Linked DNA regions of Mus musculus: regions 1, 2, 3, 4, 5 and 7 are each linked to region 6. The links are chromatin loops, found by intact Hi-C in ENCODE. Cell type or tissue: left cerebral cortex. All regions are shown on one strand.

Region 1 (4,000 bases), 170 kb before region 6:
CTGTCCTTCTGCCTCTAAAAATAAGCTAGGCCCTGGGCTCTAGAGATAGGGTCGGGGGCGTCCTGAAGGAATAATGGTTCTCAGAAAGAGAATTCTAGCGTCTCAGAAGCCTTCTTAACTCCCTAGCCTTGATCTTAGCTTCTGCTCCATTTCCCCAGATTTTTGTTTTTTGTTCCGTGTCACCTAATCCCCAGTTAAAGGAGTGTCACCCTTCAGGAAGATATTGTAGCGAGAGTTTCTGGGAACTAGTGAAGAAAAAAAAGAGTTCAACAATGCAATGCCCAAAGCAATGAAAAGCGGGAGGAAAACGAAGGGGTAGGGGGTGAAGAGAGAGAGCAAGCCTTCTCAAGTCTGAATTTGCCTCAGAGACCACAAATCTCAGAGTAAGAGGTGGATCCCAACAGGTCCTCGATGGCCACTCTCCACAGCCCCTTCCCGAAGCAAGGAGTCAGAGCGCCTACACTGACAACAGTCTCCTGTCTCCCATTGTCCTCATTCTCTGTGAGGACAAACCTCATTAAGCTCCCCAGACTTCACAGGAGTAGGGGAGAGAAGCTGTGTGGATACTGAGAGCCAGGTGAACACAAGTGGAGATATGGAATATGCCGGTCCACAATGAGTTTCTGGGCCATCACTTGCTCTCCACTTACAAGTCCTGGCCCGCCCTCGCATGCCTGCTCAGAGGCTATCTGCCCGGGGGCGCTAACACACATATCCATCCGGACTCAAGTAGTCTGTCACAGTCTGAAAGCCACGTGCAGCCCCACGGCTTAGCTCTTCCTACCTCCCTCTTCTGCCCCACACCAGGCAAGACATGCAGTTTGCTTTCTGACTATTAATAACATTTCCTGCCATGTCAAACTAAGATAATTATGGAGCTAGCAGAATCACAGGATCCTTGACTAACAGAAGGCTGGAGAATGGGAAAGTCCTGGAGGTTTTGGGGAAGCACCCGTTGGGAAAGAGAGAACCTTGGGTCTTCTGAGACCAAATGGGACTGCCATCTATTGTCACTATGGGAGAGCAGCCTCTTGCTCTAAACCTGAGACCCAAACATTCCACCCTTGGAGCTAGCTTGAGGATTGAACTTACAGGCCTGAAGCTAAGCTCTCCTTTTGGCCAAAGGAGCCAGCTTTGAGCATCTATACAGTCCCAGGAACCACTCAGCATCTGATGAAAACCAAAAGACCTGGGTTTGCTCAGCTCCCCTACACAACCACAGGACAACCCCACCCCCACCTCCTCCTCAGCGGGCAGGCGGGCAGCGACTTCTGCCACCAACTGAACAAAACAGGCAAGGAAATTTGACACCAGGAGCAAGCAACAGAAGCCACCGTTTGGGAACTGTCAGACTTGATGTCTCTGAGACCTGGATCTGAAAGCCCATCCCCTCTGTACAGCTAGAGATATTTAATAAAGTAAAGCCCCCAGGATCAAGGGCTGGAGTCCCTTCCGTGCCTCCACGGAACACGCTGGAGTTCTCCAAAGCCTGCCTAGCGTCTGTCTCTCTCCAGAAAGCCTTTCATGCTGCCTTGCCAGACTGACATTTTGACAAGTTGCCACGAGTGACATCTGATTTGTACAAATTTCAAGACTAATAAATCTACCTGTCAAAGCGGAAACTTTAAAAGGAGCTGAGCCCAGCGGGCATAGTTTAACAGAACTCAAGTTGATGAAAGTGTAGGATGGAGAAATTATATCTGTCACAATCCACCCACATTAGTTCTGCAGAAATGTTGGCAACTGAAACAAACGTCTTTCACGGGTGTTACCAGAAAAAAAAAATTAAAAATAAAAATAAAAAATTTAATCCAAAAAGAAGATTGTTAATACCCTGAGTAACAAGTAACAGTTCTATTTGTAAACTAACAAATTCTATTTATTTAATTTTTAATTTTGTTGCAGATGTTAGAAGCAGCTCTCCCTCCTACCTCCTTAGCTGTCTTGCATGGAATCCGGACTTTCCACTCAAGCTGGGGCTATCAATCACACGGTGGCTCCCAGCTGGCTGGCAGGGTGAACAGAGGCGGTAGCAGCAAGCATGCAGGGTGAGGCAGGAGACTCTGCCCTCACTCTGAGTCCTAGGGAACCTGCCTGCACCCTGCTCCCTCTGGGCATGCACACAGGGCCTCACAGCCACCCCCTCACCCCACTACCATTTAACCCAGAGCCCCAAGTCTAGCACTCAGTCTGCATATTGCAATGGGATTTCTGTCTGCAGCTCATGGATATTTGTGAGGAAGTATAGAAAGAGATAAGGGGAGAGAGAGAGAGAGAGAGAGAGAGAGAGAGAGAGAGAAAGAGAGAGAGAGATCTAGAATCCTGGCTTTGTTTTTCCCTTTCCTGTATGAAGGCCCACTTTCATCCTGCGACATACAGTCAGACACGTTGTACAACAGAACCCTCTGGTCAGCGAAGAGAGTGGAGGAGCAGAAGGCAAGGGTCTTCTTTAAGACTCAATTCTACTTCGGACACACACAGGAGAAAGTCTGAAACAAAGCCCTCTGTGTCATACAGTCACCCTCCAGAAGTGTCTGCTGCCGCCTTTGAGGGTAAGTGACCATTCAGTGCAGACTCAACGAGCAGTACCATCTGAGCAAGCACCGTCCTCTCATTTCCTCTTCCTCTGTTTTTAAAACAAAACCCAGTGTGCCCTCTTTCTCTTTCAGGTAAGAAGCAGGCAGGCAGGGACGGACAGAGAGACAAACAGACAGACTCTTCCCTCTCATGTTTAGGTAATGAAAGGGGACCCTCAGGTCACCCAGCATACCCACCAAGGAACCCAGAGCTTGATAAGAATAAAGTCCCACTAGGAGACTTCATAGGCATTTTCCCCTCCCATTCTAGAATTTCTGCTTTCTTTTCACTTCACTAGGACCGTATCAACCCCCCAAAGCCTTTTTTTTTTAATTTTAGAGTGTGCCTTGGGAGCTCAATGTGGCATAATAAGGAGACTTCTAGTGATGGGAACAAAGATTGGGACCAACAGGGATCTCACCTGACACGGAGGGCCCAGCACCGAGACCTAGAGCAGCCCCTTTTTAGATTAAGGACCTGGTGCCAATCTTTCTGAAGCAAACTAGAGCTGCCACAAACTCTGTCCAATTCAACATTTCCCTGTCAATTAAATATTTGCGAAGCAGATTCTGCGTCCGTGACACTCTGCTCGGCATTGTGTGAATTGCAGAGAAGTGCAAAGCATGATCTCGCCCTAAAAGAGCTTATGGTCCATATGGGGTGTTGAAACAGTGATAAACACCATGCCACTGAACAAAACAGAGCCTGGTGGAGAACAGAGATCAGATACAGAAAGAAAGCCAAGGACATGAGGGGGCACCAGACCTTGCCCGAGACCTTGTCATCTGAGAGTGCCCCTGTGTTGAATGACATGATTGACTCTCTGTATTTTCTGTGTGTTTTGGGGAAGAGGCACCGGGCAGTTTTACGCTCAAAGATCCCAAGAAAGAATTATGCAATCGCTAGCTGTTGTCCTCAGCTCTGTGGGTTGGGTTCTCCAGGCCTGTCTTCACTGGGGGATCAAGTTAGGAGCCAACAACAAACAACATATGGAGGGGTAAATGGGGGAGTAAAGAGTCAATCTGGGTTTCCAGAGAGGATGGGAGCTGAGCTGGACTCCACCCTAGCACAGCCTGTACCACCTATAGCCTACACTGCAAGAAGCTCCAGACTCCCATCTCCATGCAGGGAGCCCTGGACCATCCCCAGCCCATTGAAAGCAGGCAAGGGCAGCAGAGGATAGAGACAGCAAGAGGAGGCTCACAGCAAAACACCAATATCGCTTTGCCAGACTTGGTTTCGGGTAAAACCACAAACAAGGACGGCGTGTCTTGGAAATGGAAGATCCTAGACTAAGGAGAGCAAAATGCTGTGGTGGGACCCCAGGTCACTGAGCCACTCTGAGAAGGAGAAGCACAAAGTAGTCTTTCTGCTTACAAATGGAAGCCCTCACATCCCTCCATCGGGACCTTGCTCGGTCCTG
Region 2 (4,000 bases), 530 kb before region 6:
CTTTAAGCTAGTCCCAAGAAAGGTCCCAGAGAACACACAGCCCGGCTTGAACAGTAGCCAACCTATCAATTGCAGGGTAGATTTAGTCAGTCCTGGGCTTCGGGCTTATGTAACTTCAACTGTGTTTTGCTTACAAGCCAGAAATAAACAATGGGTGACCAGTCATTTTTTAAAAGCCAGCTCCCCTGCAAGGAGAAGAGAGAGGAGTCCAAGAGGCGGAGGGAGGAAGTGCCTGCCAAGAGAATAAACACAACCCCAAATCTCCAACATTTTGTGGTTTGACACTTAATTGATTAGCTAATTTGAGGCAGTAAGATTTAGTGTTTCTGCAGATGAGAGTCTGAGGAGTAATTATAGCCACAGCTCCCATCCCCGAAGAACATGGAAGCTGCAGCTTTTCACAGGTCAAGCAAGCATCAGAGCTTGCACGTTACAGCGGATAGAAACTGGTTTTTGGAACACGTCCCCTTCCAGCCCTGCGTGCCAGGATTGCTCCGGAAAGGTCATCTGGTGCCTTTATCAGCATAGACAAAATCCCCTGCCTGTAATGTATGTGTTTATTCTCAAATTAAATATATTAATGTATTATTTGTTCTTAAAATGTCATGGAATAGATAGTGAGCTGAGCTCTCCTGGCAGACCTTTGAAGCTTAAAGAGTAATGTAATAATAGTACATTAATCCATAGGCCGTTCAGTCATCTCCCCGTGGAGGCCTGGCCTCTGAGCATGCTACAAAATGCCGGATTTGCAGCTCGTGATTGTAGGAGTCCCTTTCCTTAACAATGGGAGGTTTGATAGAGGGGTTCTTACTTAAGCCAAGGAAAGGCACAGGCTCTGTATTATTTTGAAGAGATCCTACTGAGGACTTAAAAAAAAAATAGGCAAAAGCCAACATGGTCCAGGATGCAATTTCAGGGAAATTGGGGAGTGAGCCAGAGAATTTCATTATTTTATTTTATTTATTTATTGTTGTTGTTGTTGGTCTCCTTTGGCTATGTCTACATAGTAAGTGTGATGGGATCCCAGCTTAGTAATTGGGTACCACCCCACCCCAGCAGCAACTGCAGCCAACATAGAGCAAGCGCTGCTTAGGTGGGGCTTTGAAGGGGAGAGGCGCTGTCAGCCCAATGATGTGAGGACATGTGGGAAGGAAGGTACACTGGAGAAAAGACTTACAAGCCCAAGTGCCATTTAACCTGCACCCGCCAAAAGAAGGAAGGAAGGAAGAAAGAAAGGAAAGAAGGAAGGAAGAAAGGAAGGAAGGAAGGAAGGAAGGAAGGAAGGAAGGAAGGAAGAAAGAAAAGGAAATGTCTTCTGAAGTGTCAGTGAATAAATTGTACATATTTTACACCCTACCCCCAAGCCCCCCTCGGCCTACTCTGTGTCTTTTATTTCTAGGTTTCGGTTCAACGGCTGCGATTCTCCACGTCGAGTAGTTGTTGCTGTACCGGGGGACCCTGGAGGCTAATAATGCCAGACATGTTCATCAAGAGATGGCTTTTGGAGACATGCCTATGATTTCAGGAAGACAGAGTTGGTTAGAAGACTTCGAGCCTCAGCCAGTCTTGAAACTTTGGATCTTGCGTGTCCTTGAGGAGTTATCACAAACTGAGGCAGAGTTCCCCAATTCCTTCAGTGGCCAATCATTATTTGTCTCCCCGGAGAAGGCATATAACCTTGGGCCGAGAACAGTTCCCTAGGCAGGCAATTCTCAGCAGCTATGCATCTGCAAGCCTTCAGCAGCCAGTGCTCCCAGCGTCTGGGGACAGATAGACTGTCCCTGAAGAATGGATCTGCCTGGGAGAAGAATCCCAAGCAGTCCCCTGGGGTGTCTCTTCATTTCTCAACCCTTTCCTGAGAAATTAACTTACTGCTATTCTCACCAGTTGTTCTGACCCGCTGCTGCCCTCTGGTGGCTAGTGGTACAACTACCCCAACCAGGAAGGCTCCTTTGATCCCTGAGTGTCAGGGGGTTCATTCCCACACATGCGCCAGGATGCACTGTTCCTAATGCTGAAGAAACTTCTTTTCTTTTCTTTTCTTTTCTTTTCTTTTCTTTTCTTTTCTTTTCTTTTCTTTTCTTTTCTTTTCTTTTCTTTTCTTTTCTTTTCTTTTCCTTTCCTTTCCTTTCCTTTCCTTTCTTTTCTTTTCTTTTCTTTGCCTTGCTCTTCTCTTCTCTTCTCTTCTCTTCTCTTCTCTTCTCTTCTCTTCTCTTCTCTTCTCTTCTCTTCTCTTCTCTTCTCTTCTCTTCTCTTCTCCTCTCTTCTCTCTTCTCTCTTCTCTCTTCTCTCTTCTCTCTTCTCTCTCTTCTCTTCTCTTCTCCTCTCTTTTCTTTTCTCTTCTTTTCTTCTCCATCTTGAAGGTTTTCAGAGTCTTCAGATTTTCAACTAAAACACACTCGAGTCTAGTGAAAGCCTTGCTACTTATCGAGCGTTTCCTTGGTGCGGTCTTGCGAGATCAAGGTCTTTCAGGGAATTGCGTGTGAGGCCTGAGAGTAGAGCGGACTCAAAGGGAGGCTCTCCTCTCTTCTACATGGCCTAGAGCTGGCTAACGTTCAAGGACCTTCCTTGCCTTGAACCATGTGGCCCAAGGGCAAGCGCAAAAGGCTCTCTTCACTGAGTGTGATCTCAGGTCCTAGCGTTGGTATTTACTACTTGTAAGGTGCTGTTTGGATCTCTTGTCTAATGACCAGTGTCTGCACCTGCCGAGTGTTCTAGTACCTACTGACCAACTTGTTCACAAAGCATTGAACTTGGAGGGCCTGCAGAAGCACATGGCAAACTCCTGGCTTTATTCAGGAGTTGATTAGTATTGCATATGAGTTTCAAGGACCACCCAAGTGTCCTCCTTTCAAACCTAAGGCTATTAGTGATTGAGACCTGCAGACCTCAGCCGGCCACACACTGATCTCCGGATGCCTGTAAAGGTATCCAGGAAAAGGGGAATCTTCTCAGAAAGATCACTACATCGTGAAGGGCATGCAGGTACAAAGATAAATGAGTGGAAAGATAGGAACTTCTCTATAGACCTTGGTATACCTTTGTGTGCTCACAAAATGGCTTCCTGCTGTAGAGGCTGGGGGTAGCACCCTGTTCTGCCAGACCTGCCCTGCAAGGTCTTATGCCCTTAGACATAACCTTTCTAACAAGATAGCAAGCCTCACGGTGGAACTGAACCACCACTGTGGAAACACACGAAGAGACTGGTCTCTACAAATCATATGTCCCGAGCGGGTGAAGTCAGTGTGGAGCTACATCCAGGAGACTGGGTACCTGGAAGTCAGTCCAGCCAATGCTGAGAGGCCATGAGAACTTTCTGAAGCCCTTACAGGCACAGTGGGATCACTCCCTTGTCCAGAAAATGGACGTGTGTGTGTGTGTGTTGGGGGGGGGTAATGCTACATTCCCCTTAAGGAGCATACTTGTCAGATATTTTGCAAAGTTGAAAAAGTAACATGTAAGCATATATAAATGTCCCTACCACTCTCCATATGCTACTTGTTTTGCCCAACTTTTAACTGATAGCAATAAATACCATCTTAGGAAAGACTCTGGAAGGGGCAACGTGAAAACTACCACACAAAAATTAACACAGCATAAAAATCAAGTTTCTGAAGTGGTTATAATAGACATATGTTAGATGTGTCTATAATAATGTTTATTATTATAGACATAATATGTAATATTATATTATATAATCACATTATAGACATATATGTCTTTAGTATAGATATTAGAGAAAGAAGGAAAAATTTAAACAAAGGGGAAATAAGAACACGTGTGTGTGTGTGTGTGTGTGTGTGTGTGTGTGTGTGTAGATCATTTTTGTGTGTGACTCAAAAGGCAAGAATAGCTTTGGAGTCAGAATAGCTGAAGACTGCGAGAGCAGAACACCGCCCAGAGAAACAGCTGTCACACACACCGTGGCTTCTAGACAAACTGGGAACTTTCAGATCAGGGCACTTTGTTTAGGAAGAAGCGAAAGCTGAACAATTTACTT
Region 3 (4,000 bases), 220 kb before region 6:
CTGGAGAAACAAAAATCACAGGAATGGATGACAGAAATTCGGCCTTGGCAAGGGTGATGTAGCCATCAGATCTGATTAAAGAACATTGTTTGCAAGTGGAAGAATACTTTAACTTCTTTAATCCTAATAAGTGACAGTTGATCCATGCCAGATGCTTTGCATGACTTGTGCTTCCGAAATTGGCTAATGCTATAAAAGAAAACACTAAATGTGTGATAACACAAACAAAACAATAATGTATCGGACACGTATACTAATTCTAAACGGTATCCCTAATGAGCAGTGCAGTTCTCTTTCAAGCAGCAATGGAGACCTAGCATCTTTCCATCCTGTGGCTCCTTCATCTTTGCCATACAGGTTCCTACTTGCTCTGGGTTATTTATTCAATTAATTTTGGACATGTCCACAAAAAAATACCAAAACTATATCATGTCTTCAAAGAAAGATTACGCAGGCTTGTTCATGGAAGGGTGGGTGTTTCTCTAAGGCAAAATGAGAACTATTTGCAAAGCCACTCCTCCTTGGCACTGGCTGGCAAGCCCACATAAATGTGTTTATCCACTCAGAGATGAAGCAATAATGACAACTGGTCACCCCTGTCATGCCATGCCAATATTATCTGAGCCCAGATCAGGTGAGGAAAATGAGACATGTCCAAAGACACAGAGCTATAGTCACAGAGCTATAATTTAAAGATGGTTACTACACTCTGCCAATTTATACCACACAAGAAAACAGAACCTAACCAAGAACAAAGATTTTTGGACAAATGTCATCACTCATTTTCCCTAAGACTCAACTTGGAACCATAGGGTTCAACCACCTCCTTCTAATCAGAGCACTAAATAAACTCAGAAAACAGAGTTTATTTCCTTTGGGAGCATTGGTGGAGATCACTACTCAATGTTTCATATAATGAACTAAGGCTCAAGGAGGTTAGTGACTTGTTTAAAGGCACACAGCTCAGAAAGTGCCAAGCAGGAAGATAACCTCGTATTCTCACTCTGTGTCAAGGGATGTTCAGCCCCACAACCTTTTTATACCACGACACTTTTCACATCATAGCATGAAACAAAATCAGAGACCGCCACACTCCCCAGAGTTGGTTTGATTTGACCCTCATGCCTTAGTTGCTTACCCTGAGGAAAACAACTTAAAGGAGGAAGAGCCTTACATTCCTAAAGCTAACAATTCCTAAAGATCCACCAAGATCTAGTCCCTTATTTGGCTACTTTCCTCCTCCCCCTCACTCTTCCCTCACTCCCAGGGCCAGCTACCAAGGTCCAGCTATCAAAGTATGGAAATCTAGCATCAAAAGCCCCATTTTGGCTTACCTAATTAACATGGCCAATCAAAACAAAGCAATTCATCCTAACACAGGTTTCCTCTGTTCTCTTTATAAAGTACCATTTGCCTCTAGGCCAGATCTGTCTCCTCTCTATCCAGAGGCAGCCCTTTGTCCCTCCAGAGCAAATATCCCTTCCCCATCACCCTTGTTCCTTTCTTTTCTCTCTCAGTCTCTATCTCTTGTCTTTGTCTCTTATTCCTTCCCTTTGTTCCTTTAGAGCAAATAAATCTCCTTTGTGCTGAAAACTTGGTCTTGGGATGTCTTGTGCCAATTCTGGGCCTTTCGCCTGTTTCCCTATTGGCTGTTCTCATTGAATTTCTTTTATCTTTACAACGTTACATAGAAGCAATTAATCAACAGGATTTGCCATTGAGATCACCATAAGCAACTTCCACATAAGCTCCTTCAATGAATCAATCTTCTTTTCTCTAGACATTAAAATGTACAGTCTTCTGAGAATTAATATTGTACTATTTATGCAAAATATAAGAAAACATTGCCACTCATTCAGCCCCTGGACCACTTCACCCCATTGCAAATGTTGAGTCTATCATCCAGCACATCAATTGTACCAAAAACCCTACAAGACATGATTATAATTTATAAAATGGTATGTGCATTTTAAAGAAATAAGAAATGCTGTTTTCTATTTATACCAGGTATTTACTTACCATTTTGATGCTCTTTCTTCCTGAAGACCTACTTTTCCATATGGTAGCTTCTTCTCGGAATCTGAAGCGTTCTGCAACATCTGCTGTGGTGTGGGTGGCTTAGCATTCCATTTATACCTGAGATGAATGAGTTTGAAAGTAGGAAAGGTTTGCCTTGGTCCACGGTTTCAGAGAGGTCACTGTGTGTCAGCATGGCGCCATTGCTTGGGGTCTGAGATGGCACAGTATGGCACGTAGGGTGTGCATGTTGGAGGAGGTCTAATCACCTCATGGTGGCAGAAGAGCAAAGACAGACACAGGGATATCTCAGTGTGTCCCCCAAAGGCACATACCCAATGATTTAACTTCCTCCCACTGTGCTTCACACCTTAATGGTTCTAGCAGCTCCCAGTACTCAGAAGCTGGAGGCCAAGCCTTTGGCATATGGGCCTTTGAGGGGCTTTTCCGAGTTCAAACAATCTTGCTTAATCAAAAAGGGTCCCTCTGCTATCTTTGTTGTTAAATAATATTCACACTGGATGTAATCTGGTCTCTTTTATTCTCTTACATACATCCATTTGGATACGGGCTTCCATCGTGGTTTGAACCCCAGTAGATTATTGATTTACATTTACTACACCCTTTCTCTCAAGATTTTCAAGAGTTCTCTTTTTTTTTTTCTCAAAGTTTGTGGACAGTTGTTCTGTGAGGCTGCACAGCATGATGTTCTACATGTATATTTTGCTTTGGACTCACTAAAATTCTTAAATATGTAAACTTAGGCCATCTATCAAATTTGGGAAATCTGTGTAGATTGATTCCTACTTGTCATTTTCAACATTTTATATGTATAACATGTGACATTTTATATGTATAACATGTAACATTTTATATGTATAACATGTGACATTTTATATGTATAACATGTAACATTTTATATGTATAACATGTAACATTTTATATGTGTAACATGTGACATTTTATATGTATAACATGTGATTTTTTTTGTCATTTGTACAGTATACTTTTACTTATTATTTCTTTTTTTTTTCTGATCTGCTTTTGCAACACTGAGCATGTGTTAGACATTCTGACTTTGTCTCACAGTGTCTGAGATGCTGCTCATTAGTTTGTTTGTTCTCTTCTATTCTTAGGCCTAGAAACTCTTACCTCCTCGCTCTGTAATTTCACAGAATCTTCTGATGTCATAGCCATCCTTCTTAAGTGCTCACTGCAGTTTTGCTTCTAACATTCTGTTCTGCAGTTTTATTTAGTGTGTTGTGTCTCCACTAAGATTTCATCTTGTCTTCCTTGGAGTCATACATTCTGTTATCTTAGGGAGTATATATTCAGTATTTGGACTAAATAACCAGTTTTTATGGACTGTATTTCCTCAGCATCCATTTGATCTTTCTGTATTAAATTTTTGGATTATTTTCTAGACATTGTGAGTATCGTGTTGTGGCTCCTCTGAATTCCGTTGTATTTTCTGAAGATTATTGAGCTGTAGTTGTAGCAATAGAAGACTCAGGTGACAAACTATCTCATTGGCGGCTCTCTAAATCTCAGTTCAGTTCTTCTATCTTTAGCTGAGCTGCTTGGATGGTGCCCCATATGCACTTAATCCTCAAATTAGCCAGAGATTTGCACAGGGTTTATATTTAGCAACTTTAGTTGCCCAAACCTCTGTCATCTGTTTCTTCAAGCCAGAGGTACCACAGGTTTCCTATGGGAATTTGACCTAGCTACCCCTTGCGATGCTAACTTCAGATGTGCTCCTAATAACCAGAAAAGTTATCTCATACTCTTCCTTTTAGCTAATGAATCTTCTAAAATCAATAGCTGTGAGTACTTGGATTTTAAATTTTTTTAAGTTTTGTCTAGAGCTTATGGTTATTGTTTATAGAAAGTTGGTATGGCATCATCCCACTTCTCCATAGCAGAAGGAGAACTCACCACCTCTCAGCTACTTGTCCTGCCTTGGACTATAAAAGTTGCCACT
Region 4 (4,000 bases), 130 kb before region 6:
GAACGTTCTCCGCCCAGCGTTGTTACATTGTAACTACTCTGCAAAGGATATGACTGGAGAGGATAGCTTTGTGAAGGCAGAGGTTATACACAAGGACCAATCCGACTAGACTTTACTTCCTTACAGCGATGCTTCCCCCAAATGATGGCATACAAGCATGCTTCCCCACTACCATCCTGCCCACAGCTTTCTATTTAGCTCCACCCTTGCCCAGAGCTTCTCTAGCTGTCTCTTTAGGGCAGGCCAGATCCCTGGAGCTGACGCCTCCTCCTCAGCGCTTATTGTCATTGGTTACTTGGGGTATTTGCTGACTGTGCTCTCGCTCTCCTTGCAGAAGGATCTGTCTCCGCTAAACCACCAAGCATCCCCATGCCATAACTTTAAAGCCATTTATTTACTTCCATTTATTTGCCAAGCCCTCAAAAAAATAAAAAATAAAAATAAATAAAATATAAAAACCTGGTTGAAGTGACTTCCTGCAATCAAATCCTGGTGCCCGGATGGAGTTCACAGTGACCACCATTTGAACAGCCTCTCTGGCCCCTTGCTGCCATTTTAAACAGTGATGCTGCAGGTTCTGAAACCTGCACCAGGGAGTAGACTAGAAAACAACAAGAATCACGAACCGTGACAGCATCCTCTTGCCGCTGTTTCTGCTTATACTGGGTAAACGGTACTGGAAAAGAAAGGGTGTGTGTTCAAGAAAGCAGAAAATAGAGGGGTGCAGTATTTAACAAGAAGGGAGGTCTGGCCTACCAAAATCCCATCCCTGTCTTGTGCCAGGAGCCATCTCCAAGAGTCTCTCTCTCTCTCTCTCTCTCTCTCTCTCTCTCTCTCTCTCTTCCTCTTCCCCTCTCCCATATCCCCTCCCTACTTTCTTGTCCTTTCCCCCTCTCCCTTTGTTTTCCTGTGCCTCCCCAGCTGCGGAGGACTTTAATGACATCAGAAATGAGAATGGGGTAAGATCCATAAGAGCCCAGGAGAAATGAAAATTGTAAACCCAGGCAAGAATGTTGCGTGGCACGGAGCTTTGAGTCCAACCTGGACTACAAAGGAAGACCTTGCCTAAAAAGTAAGGGGAAGAGGAAGGAGAGAAAAAAAAAAACTATAAAGCAGAAATAAGGCAACCCTGCTCAAGAACATCTAAGAACATTCCACAAACAGCTGGCCTTGGGAAGGCGATGGGGCGGAGGGGGATTTCCCAGGCTTTGATTCCAGAGCGCCCGTGGGACAAGAAAAGTTCCCCTGAACAAGCCCCATAGACTTAAATACATCTGTACTCCGTTCCTCATCCTGAAGGCTGGCATCCTGCCTCTGGCAAAGGGGTGCTGCGGGCAGAGGGATGAAGAGAAGAGTTTAAGAACTAAAACATGGACCCAACGCTAGACGGGCTCCTCTTTTCTCCCTTGAGCAAAATGAGCTGAGGGAGATGGAGGGGGGAAGGGGAGCATGGTCCAAGCCTACTGAGTCGCTGAGTGAAATTACAGGGCCCTGCGAGGGATGATTAACAGCCCGCATGGTTTTCTGCTTCAGAGCCATTACTCACTGCAAACCTGGGGCTTCTCCGTTACATAGCCCGGCACAGGCCGACCATTTTTTCCATTGACTGAAAACACATTCTGACTGAAAACAAACTTTGGATCCCCGAGGCTTGGCAGGCCCTGGGTCCTTCTCCATATTTAATCAACGGGAAGCTAAACACTTTCAATCTACGATGGCTCATTTGGACGGGGTCTCGGGGCTTTTTGCTCCGTGCCAGATATAATAACTCTCCTCTCTCTTTTCTAAGGCCTATTTTATAATTTTGCTGTTTTTCAATGTCAAGCCCATCTTTTGAAGAATTTTTATTGGATTTCCTGCTAGACTTCAACAAGGATTTTTCTTGCTTTGGCAGAAATATCAAGCAGAAGAGGGGAAAAACTCAATCATCGTCTTGGAAAAGTCGGGATGGTGCGTGCGCGCTTGCGCGTGGGGGCGGGGAGTGGGGGAGGGTGAGAGAGAGAGAGACCTTTGTCTGTTTGCACACAAACAGGTTTCTAGAAGGCTGGAGTTCTCACTGCCAGCTTCCAGGGCCCCTCTAAGTCGATAAGGTACTGTGAGAGTGATGGATGGGTGCACATAGCAAGTTGGAGCTGGGCATGGAGACTCTGGAGTGTGGCCGCCAGCCAGAGGGAAGGTGCAGCTCTAGGAGATCTGGGTGCGAGCTATGACACCCCTGGACGTGCCTGTTTATAGAAATCACCATGGGAACACCGAAGGATGGGGAGGCATTCTCCACTCGGGAGACAGCAAGCCAACTCTTCCAAGATAGTAGAACCCAAGACTGGGTGGGGAGGCACGGCCCAGAGGCGGCCATTCACCACGCTGTCTGCTCCCAGCTTGCGGGCAGCAGCAGAGGTTTTGCTTTTTCTTTATAAAGATAATTCCCCTGGGGAAGCAGCTTGCCAGTGAGTGACAGCTTTTGTTTGCTCATGTTTTCCTCTCCTCCCAGAGTCAACTCTCAGAATATACCAGAATGTTCCTTCACACTCCACTTTTTCCTTTCCATGTTTTCGGGGGGGTGGAGGGAGGTGGAGGGGAGGATGGGAGCAATTTTCACAGAGTATCATCCAGAAAAAAGCAGTTTGTTTTTGTCCCTTAGTGAGTCGGCGGGACAAAAAAAAACCCTCGATGCGTCTTTTTCTGTTCCTGTTTACATTTTACTTTTTTGACCTCTTAGGCTAAGAAGTCTGAGCCGCTATTAACGTCCCAGTTTAGAGAGCATTGTCCCCTGTTTTCCTGTCTCTGTATTCCCACAGCAATCGTCTGAGAGAGACGGGGCATATATTGGGATCACTGTCTAAGAGATGTGCAAACAAGAGTCACAAACCAAGTGACCTGCTGGAACCTTGCAAGTGGGGATTCAGATAGGAATCAGAGAGAGCAGCTTGCTTTCTTGGCTGTCCTAAAGACTGAACCCACAGTCTCACCTTTTGCGAGGTATATACTTGCTATTACGCTATGCCATCCCCACCCATTCTTACTTTGGTCTCACTAAGTTGTCCCGGCTGGCTTTGAACCTGTCTCGTAGCCCCTCATAAGACTTGAACCTAATAAGATTCTCCTGCCTCAGCCTTCTGAGTAGCTGGGATTATGGGTCGGTACCACCAGGGCACTTGTGTCTAATGAGCTACATACAAAACACAGGGGAGTACCCTGATATTCATTTAATAAAAGCATCCCCTTTCCTCCTTTGCTGGGGAAAGCTTCCTGAACAAATTATCTAAACCAACTAAACACACTGAAGGCAGAAATATCATAGCTTCCCACACATGTCCGCTAATTGCAGAGCAGTTTTATTGCAGGCTTAATAGAAGGCTTCCAGGGCATCTAAGCCACCTCTTCCTCTACTAAGAGAAAAGGACATCTAGAAGCCAGGTAATGCAAATCACTTGGAGAATACTCAGCCAGGCCCCAGTCCTGCGCTAGAATATTGTAGGATGCTACAGGAGGGAAGGATGCTGCCCTTGCTCTGGAGGCATGCACAGCCAAGCTGAGGAGGTAGAGCAAATAGATGTAGGAGCCTAGAACTGTGCAGAGCTTAGAGCTCATTCATCTAAGTCCCCCATTTACCAGTGAGCTAGGACAGATGGAGGATCAAGGAACCAAGAGGAGGAATGGGAAGTAAGTGTTCGGGGACCACAGCTGTCAGAGAAAACAGAAGCCAGCGGGGATGCTCTCTAAGAAAACAAAGCTTGCTCTCGACCTTGAAGTGCATGCAGGATCAAATGAATCAGTAAAGGGGGAAGCTTGATTCCCATGTGCCTGTGCCTCTGCAAGGAGGCCAGAGCACAGGACCAGGAGGAGACAGGGGACGGAGCCGGATGGAGCTAGGTCATGAGGGTCACAAGCACCGGAAGAATGGCAAGGCCAGAGTTCAGTACACTAGGAACAATTAAGCCCTCTTCCTACAGTTTCTTCCAGATCCATGCCTATCCCCACCTTCACAAAAGCCTAGGTA
Region 5 (4,000 bases), 290 kb before region 6:
ATTCCTCTTCTGCTTTGGGGAATTCAAATTCCTTTGCATCTGCGTTCACACCCCAGAGCAGTGTGGTACTCCTTTTATTTCTGCTAAGTGCTTCCCAAGGAAGGGCCATCTCTGAACAATAGCCTAAGTCATCTTTGGGCATGTATGGCATTGGTTGTTTTGGTGTTTGTTTGTATTTCCTCTTTTGAAGATGGCTTTTTTGTTTTCTTGTTTTCTATTTTTGAAAGTGGCTTGGTTGCATTCTGCTGCTGGGCCAGAAGGGGGAGGCTGAGGGAAGAGGATTCCTGTATATGGAGGGAGGAGAAACTTGGAAAAGGAGGAGGGAGGAATAAGGGGATCTGGGGAAGAGTGAGGAGAGGGGAGGACTGAATGAAGCAGATTCCTAAGAATCTGTGAGGAAATCAGCTTGGGGGAGAGCAATGAGGAGGGGGAAGGTAGTGAGGGTAGAAGAGTTGGGGGATACATAGAAAGAAAGGGAGGAGTGGGGGAAGGAGATGGGGAGGAGGGGAGGAATGGGGGAGGGGGAGGAAAGGGGGGGAAAGGGGAGGAGTGGGAAAGAGAAGTGAGGGGAAAGAGGAGTGGGGGAAGGGGATGGAAAGGAGGGAGAGGAGGGGGAGAAGGGAGGGGAGGAGTGGAAGGAGAGGAGTGAGGGGAAAAGGGAGGAGTGGGAGGAGGGGAGGAGTGGGAGGAGGGGGAAGAGTAGGGGGAGGGGAGGAGTGGAGGAGAGTCACTGAGAGAAATGGGGAAGTTAGGAAGACAGGGGAAGAGGAGGGTATGAAATCTAAATAATTATAATAAAATAATAATTGCAGCCATCCCTTTCCTGTGCTCCATGCTCTACATACATAGCGGCACTTAATCTTCACAACAACTCCAGGAGGTAGGTATTAATATCCCCATTTTTCAGATGAGGAAGTCAAAATGCCAGGAACAAAAAGCCTTCAAACTTTCAATTTGTGCACTAATTTCCAGGCAGCCGGTTTGCCAGGCTCTCCCCAGTCATTTCATAAGTAAATACTGGCAGCCTGGATTTTTTTTTTTTTAATTTTTAATGTTCACTATTCCAAGCTGCGGGTCAGTAACAGAATACGTGGGAAGTCTTTAGAAACAGCAATGAGAGCTTTGGAAATGGCACCACTGAAAACCACTGCTTCCACACTGGGCTTCATTCAGAGTTCAAGGCTGTACATTTTTCTCCCACACAAATTCAACAGAACGAGAAACCACAGGAATTGAGTGTTTTCCAGGTCTGATCTGGGGAGTCTGAACTTTCAGAAACAAGCACCAGGAGAAATATATTTGAAACTACTTCTCTAAACAAAACAAAACAAAACAAAACAAAACAAAACAAAACAAAACAAAACCCCGTAACCTCTCAGCTTCCAGGCTTCTGGGTCTTTGAACAGCTTGGGACTTTTAGCATACACCACATCGCTGGTGGCAGTGAGCAAAGAGTCAACAGTATAGACATTGTGGTCAAGTTCCTGATGGGACTTAGACTTGTTAGAATCTTCCAATTCAGGCACTTGTTTTTATCCAGATCAGGTATCACGACCAAACACCTCCAGCCCTGTTCCTCCACAAACTCCACAGATGGCTTCTAAGCTCTGGGAGTGTCCAAATCCCTGTATCTCTGTTACCAGACTGCGTGTGCTCCCCGTATATACCCTACAGGGCTTTCTATAAAGTAAGTATCCTGAAGGAATAGATAAATGAACTGCACAGTCTGTCTTGCTCTACGCTTAAGGTTTGAGGTTTTACGGGGGGGGGGGGGATGCGTATCCTTTTCCCCCACTGTATTTCAATTGAATTTGTCAAGAGCCTCTGTGTTGTATTTTTCCAACATGAATCACTGATGATCTAACAAATTAATTACCCATCCATCCTGCCCTGTTTGAGTGAGGTCATGGGAGAATGGATGGGTTCTGCTGACCTCCTCTGGACTGGAATGTCACAGCCCCCATTTAAGGACTCAAGTTCAATACCAAAATTGCCAGTTTAGGTTAGAATCAGACCTAAATGTATCTTATTATACACAGAGGCGCACAAATGCAATATGTCATCTTTAATGGTTCAGAACAGAGCCTAAAAAAATAGTGTCCTAGCCCAGATGAGTTTTATAGCCTTTGATATATGGCTTTCATTATTAACAATAATTTCTGTAACTGCATCCAAATTCGGGAGGACACATGATGAATATTAATTGTATTTTTTTATTTATTTTCTGCTCCCACTGGCTCCCTCTAGGGCAGACCTGCAGCCCCAGTGTCTTGGTCAGCCCTGAGATCTTACATTGTCCTGTGTGGGATTCTCATGATTCTGGGCACAGCCTACTTCTGCTTCTAAGAGTATCATGCACTGAATTTTTTTTTCTTTTTCACTGGAGAACAGGGCCTCTACTCACTGGGTTTTCTTAGCTCCTTTTATTTTACAAAGATTCCCCCCTCACACACCCTTTGTCATTATATTAAAATCTAATTGCAAGACGACTCTCCTCACCTAAGTCATCAACAAAGACCAATTATTTCTAATGCATGCAGAAGCAGGGGACGTGTGGAACAATAAAAAGGCATGCGGTAACCTAAGCCTTTTTCACAGTCAGGCTTCAAGTTCACATGTGAATTTATGCCAGTTTTGACATTAGCCGAAAAAATTAACAGTTCTCAAAAATGAAACTCTCACAAAAGGGGTTTTGTGTTTCAAGCAGAATAAATTATAGTGTGATGTTATTAAAACACTTAGTTGTTAAGTTGCCAAGAAAATCCAGTATATTCACACAGACTCGAGGACCTGTCTCCATGCAAAGTAATTAAATTAGATTTATGGGCTGCATTACATCAGTGTTTGATAGTTCATTTTTCCTTTCTTCATATTTTGCCCTGCTTTATTAGAGCATGTGACAGATGGTAAAAATAGTGTGAAGTTTCTTGGCCCTGTGCTAAATCCCCTTTCGGTTGTATATCTCTCTCCTGTCAGCTCTCCCCAGCGATGATAAATTAACCTCTCTCTTTGTATCCCAAGTGTGGCAGTAAAGCTCTCTTTTGACACAGCACTATCACTTCATCTTAATCTGTGCTGTTTCGAGGAGAGAGGAAGATGTTGCAATCGCTACCACGAGTTTAAAGAGAAGATTTATTGTGTCAGAAAAAGGGAGGATGATTAATATAATATGCATCATTATATTTTTCATTTCGTCTCATTTGTTGCCTTCTAGTTCGCAGGGGTGGGCCACCTTCCAGATTGGCATTAGCCTCCAGCCCTGCCTAGTGGGCTGAGCCTGGGGCTAGCAGGAAGAAGGTGACCATCTCCCTTCTACCCTTACCACACCACTGTGGAAGAAGTCCGGGTTTTCTCTCTGGTGACTGGAGCCAGCTTCTTGCCTTTACCAAAGATCAGCAGCACCTGGGTTGACTGACCCAAGCCTGCCTTGTAAGCAGGGGACATAAATAAGGTTGCAAGCTATTGTTTGAGGTGCACCACAAAACTAAACAAGAGGTGAGGTCATCAAAGTCCCCGGAGACACCGCTGGCAGGAACAGAAGAAACGGTGTCATAGGAATGTCTGAGCAAGGAGAAACATATTGTTATGATTATTTCTCTTATTTATAATAAAGCTAAAGTCTCTTTGAGCTGCTCCTTGGCTGTGAATTGCTTACATCTGTAAACTGACTTTATTTATTCTGCTCAAAAGGCTTTCATTAAATATCACATACTTGACAGATACCATGCATGCAAAAGATGAATTGAAAAATCTCTCCTGCTCTAGACTGTGGATACCCATTGGCCTACTACAGAGCCTGTCTCACTTTCCCACCTCCTGGCACTCAGGGTACCAGATAGGGAGTCAACCCAAGGAGAAATCCCTACAACAGGAAGGTTCTTCAATCACAGAGACCAGAAGCATTGCTGATTCTATGAGCATAACTAGAAATGTGATGGGAAAATAGTCAAAGCACAATGAGTGACCACAATCCAGTCTTTCTGATGGAAAAACCTAGATT
Region 6 (4,000 bases):
ACTAACAGGCAGCCCATTCTTCACTCCAGTGTCCTAGAAACAGCTTCAAGTAGCTCTAGCCCTGTCCTAGGTAAACCACTGCTTGTCATTTCCAGGGTAACCAGCGAAGGGCTGACAAATGAGGTCCTCTGCATCTGCCACACTTCTGTGAGGGAAGGACATGCGCTGTATGCCCCTGCACTGCAACCGGTTTTTTTTTTTTTTTAACAGGGTCTTTTTTTTTTCAACCACATTCCTAAGGCAATGCTCTGCCCACAGCTGGCCCTCAGTAAACACGGGTCCGGGTTGATTAATGAGTCATGTTCTCACCCAGGTGGCAAGCCATTCCTTTGAAAACTGAACTTCCTTTTAGGCGGCTGAGGCCCAGTGTCGTGCTCTGTATGGGGTAACAATTTTGCTAAGTAAATGTCAAATCGCAATCTCAATACTCTTCTGCAAGTGTTTTAATTAGGCCTTGGGCCTAGCTCACGGTGTTTTGGTTTTTTTTTTTTTTTAATTTTTCTCTCACAAGGAAACTGGATCAATCCAATCAAGGAAGCTCTCTTGTCCTTACCAGCACCCCCAAGGAGTTGTCCCTACCCTCTGTGTGTGCTGTGGAGTGTGTGTGTCCTACATACTGTACAGGAGCAGGAAACAGGCCTGGCGTCTGGCACCTGGCACCATTAGCCCTGTCCATGCTAACTGCTCTGAGCTTAGAGAACTAAGTTTCTTAAAAGGACAATGTATCATTCCGTGGGGAAATCGCCTGCACCCTAGCCTGCCCAGCCGGGACATCCTGTCTGCTCCCCTTCTTCCTTTTGTTCATTTGACATCTTTCTACTCTCCAAATAAAAATACTCCACCGTCCTTTCTGCAGCCTCCTGCCCTCTCTTTCCCACCCACATTCCTAAGTGTCTACTCTCTTTCCCTCTAACTTATTTCCCATTAATCATTTCTAACACACATCTGCTCTGCTCCTAGAATGGTTTCTAGGCTGGCTCTCTCTCTCTCTCTCTCTCTCTCTCTCTCTCTCTCTCTCTCTCTCTCCCTCCCTCTCCTCCCACCCCGCCCCCAGCTGGACTGGTTACAATAACCCAGGAGACTTTTGTCTCTGTCTCCAAACTCTACCTTCTTCCCAGTTTTTCCTCCAACATATCCACAAAGGCCATCGCTTCTACAACCCATCCTTCTTCCACTCTTTTCTCTCCCAAAGGCCAAAGGCCTGGGTTAAGTTGAAGTAACCCTTCAATCGCGGTGGACTGTGTTTGTTGGGAGATAGGGTCTCACTCTGTAGCACAAGCTAGACTGGAACTCACTAGGTATGCCAAGCTGGTCTCAAATTCATGGTGTGACTCTCCTGCCTCAGCTTCCTGGGTGCTGCATTTACAAGAACGAGGCTGCAGACCCAGCTTGGAGTAGAATTTTACAGATAAGTGTTCGCAATGACCATGAGGTCAGAAGGCATAGGCTGGCATGAGCTGAGCTTATGGGAGTTGCGGGAAGAGAGTAAAACTTTGTACTATAAAATAAATGAGAAAATCCTCCTCCCTTCCATTCATTCTCTTGCCCCTCCTGCTGCAATATGGACCATATCATCAGAGTCAGGGCATCTCTGGCTATTCACTAAATTTATAAGATCTAAAGAGAGGGAAGGGACAGTCGGGTAATTTCTGAGAAACCTATGCACATTTATTTATCAAACCTTGTGGCTCCAGGGAGAGTTTGAGTTCTGTGTATGACGGATGTGGCCTTGGAAGCTGCCTGCCGCCTTCTCTCCTGCACATCATGAAGTTCATGATTGTTCTATGATTCGCTCCTTCCGCTCACTTTGACGACCCCTTTGGAATCTCTTGCTCTCACGTTGTGTTGAGTCAATGATATCAGAGTCAGGGAAAAAAAAAAAAAAACAACCGTGAGTCAGCATCAGGCAGTCAGAACCAGATAGTCCTGGGTAACACTCCTACAAAGTCAGAACTTGATGGTCAGAGTGACTGACAAATCACGACTGGAAAAGGGTATTCAAAAGGAACAGCGACACCAGCGCGCCTCCACTGGCCACTGAGGGCACGCAAAAGTGGTCACTCCAGAGCTGGGGCACAAAGGACCAAGCTCAGTCGATTGAGCCAAGGATCTAGAACTTTATGGTCAGGACCATGACTATGTAAAAATCTCTGCCAAGTGTAAATACGTACTTTTTCCGGAAGGCTTGGGGGAATCCGAGAGGGTACTGTTATTATTAATAAAAAGGTCTTATTTCGAAATTTCGCCGGAGGGGAAACCAATGGGGCAGTCTCTAGAGTTTGTGTCGTCCTGCAATGCTGAGACCCCCCCCCTCCTCTAGGACATCGGCCTCTACTTTGATGCTACCTCCAACCACGTCGCCGCCAAACGGCAGCTCAGCTCGTCACAGCACAGTGAGGTAGCTTTATGACTTTAAACGGGACAAGAACCCTGAAACACACCAAACACGATCTATAATTCAGAGCGCCCCTGGGGGCGTTCCAGGAGCTTTGAGGTGACGCTTCCTGGCCAGGGAGCCAAACCTTCAACCACGCTTCACCTAGACCGTCTCACCGGGAAGGGAGTCCTTCCACTTCCAGTCTGACTGGACAGGCTCAAAGTAGTTGGAAGGGCTCAGGCAGCGCCCAGGGAATAGTGGATGCCCCCAAGGCTTCGGCGCTTCCAAGTGAACACATCCGGGAGAGGCCAATTAGGGGAAAGAGAACCGGCCGAAGCAGCTCGGAGAAGCTGCCGAGCTCCCGAGGCGTAGCCCGCCCCCCGGCGGTCCCGGGGAGAGGCTTGGATCCTAGGACCGGAGCAGGCGCCCTGCGTTCCCACCCCGGTCTCCACCCTAGACACTAGTGGGAAGCAGCAGGCAACAGGAGAGGGCACAGAGCCCGTGTCCAGAAGTCCCGTCCCTTGGGTGACCCGTGGGCTAGGGCAGCCGGGCACAACCCGCAAAGGGGAGCAGATCCAGCGCTGGGCGAAGGCCGGGAGGCGGCGACCGGCTAGGGCGCTTTAAGACTCTCCCCGCCCACCGGCGGCGCCCGCCTCCGCCCTCCGCTCTCCCCGCCCCGGGGTCCGGGAGAGAGCTGCGATTGGGCGGGCGCGGCGATCCCTTTGAAGTGTGGCTGCAGATCGCGGCTATTTGACGTGCAGCTCGCGGAAGGCGAAGGTTTTTGTGTTGCTCGCCTGGGCTAGCTGCGGCGGCGGCGGCGGCGGCGGCGGCGGCGGCGGCGGCGGTGGAGGAGGGGAGGCGGCACGGAGGCGCAGCGGCTGCTGCACGGCGTTCGACGCAGCGGAGCGAGCCCACCCGCCCCGGGAGCTCGCCTCCCGGAGCTTCCCCTCCCTCCCCGCCCCCCCAGTGGCACTGCCTCCTCCAAATGAGCGATTCGCCCGCTGGATCTAACCCAAGGACACCCGAAAGCAGCGGCAGCGGCGGCGGCAGCAGCAGCGGCGGCGGCGGCGGGAAGAGGCCGGCGGTGCCGGCAGTGGTGTCCCTCCTGCCCCCGGCGGACCCCCTGCGCCAGGCGAACCGGCTCCCTATCAGGGTCCTGAAGATGCTGAGCGCTCACACCGGTCACCTCCTGCACCCGGAGTACCTGCAACCGCTGTCCTCCACACCCGTCAGCCCAATTGAGGTCAGTCTCCGGGCGCTGCCCACCCAGAACTGAACCCCACTCCTCCACCCATGCTGGGCCCATGGCTCTGCTCCCTCCACCACCCCCCACCCCACCCCACCTCCCGTAGCGACGCGAGGCCCGAAGCTGGCCACGCAGGCGGACCTCCTGAGGAGGGACGGAAGGCAGGAACCAGACACCCCCCTCCCCGCCCGCCCAGGTTCTCCCTAGACTCATGGGTGGAAGGGTTTTGCCCAGTCGCCCTTTGGAGCTGCGTGTTTTCTAACCGACTGGATTTGCTCTTATGGTGCCCAGAGTCCTTTACTTTTCCTCTGGCCCCTTAGAGTCCTGTCCAAAGACGGCTTCTGGGCCTCCCTCGCCTCCACCCGGTGTCCCTCTGC
Region 7 (4,000 bases), 140 kb before region 6:
TGTGCCAGCAAAGCAAAGAAAATACCCAGAAGCCCTTGCGGGCTGGCCTGAGCAGAGCACATCTGCCTCTAAGGTTGAGTCTAAGAAGTCTGGGGCAGAAACTGACATATGCCATTGCCCAAATCTTGTTTTATTGCTTCCCCCTCCCCAATGGTTCCCTCCCCTTGTACCTCTTTCTTCTTGGAGGGTCATAACTCCAGGGCCAGCCTGGGCTACATAGTGATACCCTGACTCAGAAGAATAGAAAGAGAGAAGGTGAGAGGGGAAGAGCTTGAGAAGACAAAAAGTTAAATATAGGTATGCCTACTGTGTTATTCTATTGCCAACTGCCAGCTCTCAGTCCTATGGTAAACTTTTGACAGATCACTTCCTGGACAAGTGAAATCCCATAATCTGATCACGTGAAGAGCTTCTTACATGACGTTTTGGTTGCTCATCTGCTAACCAGAGATCACAGATGCACACACTCAGCCACACTGCGAGCCAGGTCCGTGCTTGTCACAGTCTTGTCCCACAGGCAGAGGAGTCTCAATAGTATGAAGTCCAATCCTTAGGGAAGAGTTGCTATCAGATATGTGCTCTGACATTCCTTTTTTGTTTATTATGCCACAAACTCATGAAATACGCCATAAGCATGATTCTGCTTGATGAAAACAAGCTCTACCAAGGTCCACTGCAGTGCTCCAAGCATCTCTCTGCAACTGCGTCAGGACAGGGGATTCATTTGCTCACATTGCTGTTGTCTGTGATGAAGAGATTCTTCCAGGCTGAGAACTGTCAGGAGCCCTGTGTTCTGGAGTGTTCTGCATCCCTCTAAGTAATACACACACACACACACACACACACACACACACACACACAGGCTTTGTCCTTCATTTGAGCCTCTCTGGGTTCAGTGGCATCCCAGCTATAGGGGCTTCATGTGGGCACCTAACTGTATTGGGGTTATTTCTAAGCCCAGCCTAAAATCTGCTTTTCCAGTTGAGTAGTACAAACAGGTATCCATTCAGACTCATTAGGACTTCGGTATTCTGTGGCAATGCCTTTGTTTATTTGGTTATCTTCCAAGATAAACTAGGAAGTCTGAAAAGATAATGAACAACCAGAAAATATCTTCTAGTAGCGATGTGGATAAGTATTCAGGGCTGGATTCGGGAGGAAGGGGAGACAGAGACCGAAACAGAGAGACTCAGAGAGACACAGAAAGGGACAGAGAGACAGAGAGAGAACAGATTCCAGAATGGTTCCCCTAAGGAGCAACCTTAAGTGGGCCTTAATTGCAGCTCAGGTGTGTCTTTGTATGGCCACTGCTTCTTGCTTCAAGATTTAAGGATCACAAAAGAATGCAGGCTAAATCTCAAAGTGGGCTCCACATTTTGTGGTCATGGTATGCCTGTTAAAAATGCAGAAAGTGGGGGCCGGGGAGATAGCTCAGTGTTCAGAGCAGTCACTGCCCTTCCAGAGAGACCCTGAATTCAGTTCCCAACACCCACACCCACAGTGCCTGTAACTCCAGACCAGAGGAACTGATGCCCCTGGTCTACACAGATGTCTGCACTTATCCACCCATCCACACATACATGCATGTACATCCCTACACATAATTTAAATAATAAAATAAATGTTTTTTTAATGTAGAAATTCTGCTGCTCACATCCCACAGACTCTCAATCTGCATTTTCTACAAGATCCAATCCCTGGCTGTTGTGTATGCACTAATATTTCATAGTCCTAGCAAGCCTTAGGAAGCCATGACTGACTGATGTTAAGGTTTAAATTCAGACTAACAAGATCAGAACCAAGAAGATCAGAACACAGGCTCTGGGTTTGACCAACCCTTAGTAATTTCAATTCATGCAAGATAGACACCATCTGTATAAAAGAATATTCATTTATCGAGCCTCTGTGTGTGCGCCTTCAAAGGCAGTCTTTATACTCATCACAACACTAGAAAGGTAAGCATCGCTCGGGGTCAGAGATGCGGGTCTTATATCCCAGAGTAGTCACTTAAACCTAAAGTCTCCAGCTCCAGGCACCCCGCCTCCAGAACCATTGCTCCATCCCCATACCAGACTACTACTGACAAGGAGAAACAAACAGCCACAGAGGTACAGAAAACCAGACTAGAGTGATGCAATACTCCCTTTATACACCAGCACGAGTGGGAAGGAAGCAAGGGCGTGGCAAGGACACCCATTGAGGGGCACTGCCACTGCACAGTTGAGGAGGACTCTCGGGGGTCAGGGACAAAATTCCACAGCCCGAAAGACTCACTACTCAAGGGAGCCTCTAGGGGGTTCCTGCTTAATCACAGCCAGAAAAGCCAGACCAGCCTGGTGAAGGGCTTCAGCCCGGTTTAATAGGACATTTATGAGCAAAACATACTTATTAGTAAACAATAATTACAGGAGAACAAATGGCCCAGGGGGAACAGGTACCATGTGAGCCCTTTTTTCTAATGCCCTCCATGCTCAAACCCTTTCTGAAATTAAAACGTGCCCGCTGTCAACACGGGTATTTAAAGAGACCTGGATTTCTGTAACGTAAGCAGTAATTCTAACGCCAACTGTTAATTGAAGGCTTCGTCATTTACAGGGTACTTTCACATAGGCTAATATATTTAATCCTTGTGATGAGGAGGCCCTGTGAGGCAAGGATTTTTCCTGAGTTCACTTTCTTTACCCAGGGAAGCTGACACTGGGAGGGAAGGAGTGTACGAGGAAGCAGGCTCAAGGCCACACAACCCCAGGATTGACGGAAAGAGCTGCAGCTCAAATCCAGACCTTCAGGTACAGACGGGGCGCCCTGGGTGCTGCTTTGTGGGTGCCTCCCAAATCAGGATGACTTCACTCAGACAGAACTCCAGTCTCACCAGAAAATGTACAGTGCATTTCTAGGATTCTTGTGCTTCTAAGTCATCACAGCCTGCACTCCTAACACGCTACATCCTGGTCCTGATGAATGGTTTAGCAAAGTCTTCATTGTCTTCTCTTCCCTTCTCCCCTCTTTCGTTCTTCCTTTCTTTTGTTCTTTCTTTCTTTCTCTCTCTCTTTCTGTGCTGTTTTGGTTTTGTTTGCTTGCTTGCTTCCTCGTTTTAAGAGGTGTCTTTCTGTTGTAACACACCCTGGCCTGAAACTCTGTATGTAGCCCAAACTCATGATCCTTCTGCCTCTGACCCTGGAATGCTATAACCACAAACACCTGAGAACTTCTCTTCCTAGTCCCATGTGTGTCCCTTTTCTGATATTTGAGGTAACCCAAAAGGAGACCAGAATTTGATAAGTTGAGTTCTCAGAGGCTATACTTCACTTGTAACACGTTTTTGGAGTAATCTTTTAGGTTGGTCCAGTATTCTGAGTTGCAGTCACAGGTAGAAGTGACCATAAGGACCAGTGACACACAGCTCAGTAGTAGAGTACTTACCTAGCGTGCCAAGGCCCTGGGTTCAAGTCCTGGCGTTATATACACACAAAAAGAGAATCCTTCAGATATGGCTACAAAGTTAGGAACATCATCTCAGACTTGGAGAAGATTAAAAAATCTTGGAACAAATTAGCCTGGTGTAGACAGTAAGTTAAAGAGAAGTCTCGGGGAGGAGTCAGAAAAGCCAGTAACTTTAAATCCTGTAAAGTTTCTTAATCAAGTTACACTATTATTTGAAACTGGCAAGACACCAATGGATTCAGTCCAAAGACATAATTTATGGTGGTTTTTTTTTCCGTTTTCTTTTTTTAAGGGCATTAGGGTTTTAGTTCCTTTTCTTCCTTCTGCTTAAAGTCTCTCTCTCTGTGTGTCTGTCTCTCTGTCTGTCTGTCTGTCTCTCTCTCTCTCTGTGTCTCTCTGTCTCTGTCTCTCTGTCTCTCTCTCTCTCTCTGTCTCTCTCTCCTTCCCATTTGGGCAATCTGTTCCTTTCTTTTCTCAGATCCGTTTTCTCCCAATATGTGTAAAATGAAGGCAGTTCAGTGGAGTCTTGTGTCTTCCCCTTGCTCCATAAGAACTC

The links. A loop is a pair of places that touch in the nucleus more often than their neighbours do. Peaks named below come from ENCODE experiments on the same cell type or tissue, not always from the same donor. Only the 100,000 strongest peaks of a DNase experiment are listed, where the experiment ranks them.
Region 1: a loop joins it to region 6, with 5 times the contacts of the local background. A loop is called at or near these places in 14 of 42 quality-filtered maps.
Region 2: a loop joins it to region 6, with 2.7 times the contacts of the local background. A loop is called at or near these places in 22 of 42 quality-filtered maps.
Region 3: a loop joins it to region 6, with 4 times the contacts of the local background. A loop is called at or near these places in 3 of 42 quality-filtered maps.
Region 4: a loop joins it to region 6, with 4 times the contacts of the local background. A loop is called at or near these places in 10 of 42 quality-filtered maps.
Region 5: it touches region 6 in a loop (7-fold over the local background); 30 of 42 quality-filtered maps call a loop at or near these places.
Region 7: a loop joins it to region 6, with 2.4 times the contacts of the local background. A loop is called at or near these places in 10 of 42 quality-filtered maps.

What each region holds. Positions count from the first base shown.
Region 1 is chr8:26,806,925-26,810,924 of GRCm38, forward strand. No RefSeq gene overlaps it. Among named protein-coding and RNA genes, the nearest start is that of 2310008N11Rik, 15 kb to the right of the region's middle. In left cerebral cortex, no CTCF peak of the experiment used is centred here; DNase peaks (open chromatin) are centred at 1,647 and 1,979.
Region 2 is chr8:26,441,378-26,445,377 of GRCm38, forward strand. No RefSeq gene overlaps it. Among named protein-coding and RNA genes, the nearest start is that of Gm31898, 4.0 kb to the left of the region's middle. In left cerebral cortex, CTCF peaks have their summits at 213 and 1,919 (motif pointing left); DNase peaks (open chromatin) are centred at 71, 1,902 and 3,894.
Region 3 is chr8:26,749,733-26,753,732 of GRCm38, forward strand. No RefSeq gene overlaps it. Among named protein-coding and RNA genes, the nearest start is that of Gm32098, 53 kb to the left of the region's middle. In left cerebral cortex, no CTCF peak of the experiment used is centred here; a DNase peak (open chromatin) is centred at 2,110; H3K27ac peaks cover 1,233 bases.
Region 4 is chr8:26,847,057-26,851,056 of GRCm38, forward strand. No RefSeq gene overlaps it. Among named protein-coding and RNA genes, the nearest start is that of 2310008N11Rik, 25 kb to the left of the region's middle. In left cerebral cortex, no CTCF peak of the experiment used is centred here; DNase peaks (open chromatin) are centred at 2,342 and 3,800.
Region 5 is chr8:26,687,043-26,691,042 of GRCm38, forward strand. The region is part of intron 2 of Gm32098 (a long non-coding RNA gene); the gene reads right to left. Among named protein-coding and RNA genes, the nearest start is that of Gm32098, 9.6 kb to the right of the region's middle. In left cerebral cortex, CTCF peaks have their summits at 249 (motif pointing right) and 2,280; a DNase peak (open chromatin) is centred at 251.
Region 6 is chr8:26,973,992-26,977,991 of GRCm38, forward strand. It overlaps Zfp703 (zinc finger protein 703), which reads left to right and starts at 3,345. Exons shown (of 2, transcript NM_001101502.1): 1 at 3,345-3,620. The coding sequence starts at 3,363. Gm39150 (a long non-coding RNA gene) reads right to left here and starts at 1,924. Exons shown (of 4, transcript XR_001778540.2): 1 at 1,682-1,924. In left cerebral cortex, CTCF peaks have their summits at 2,026 and 2,780; DNase peaks (open chromatin) are centred at 2,044 and 3,045; H3K4me3 peaks cover 2,041 bases; H3K27ac peaks cover 1,979 bases.
Region 7 is chr8:26,829,099-26,833,098 of GRCm38, forward strand. No RefSeq gene overlaps it. Among named protein-coding and RNA genes, the nearest start is that of 2310008N11Rik, 6.7 kb to the left of the region's middle. RefSeq lists an enhancer at 3,388-4,000. In left cerebral cortex, a CTCF peak has its summit at 2,309; no DNase peak of the experiment used is centred here.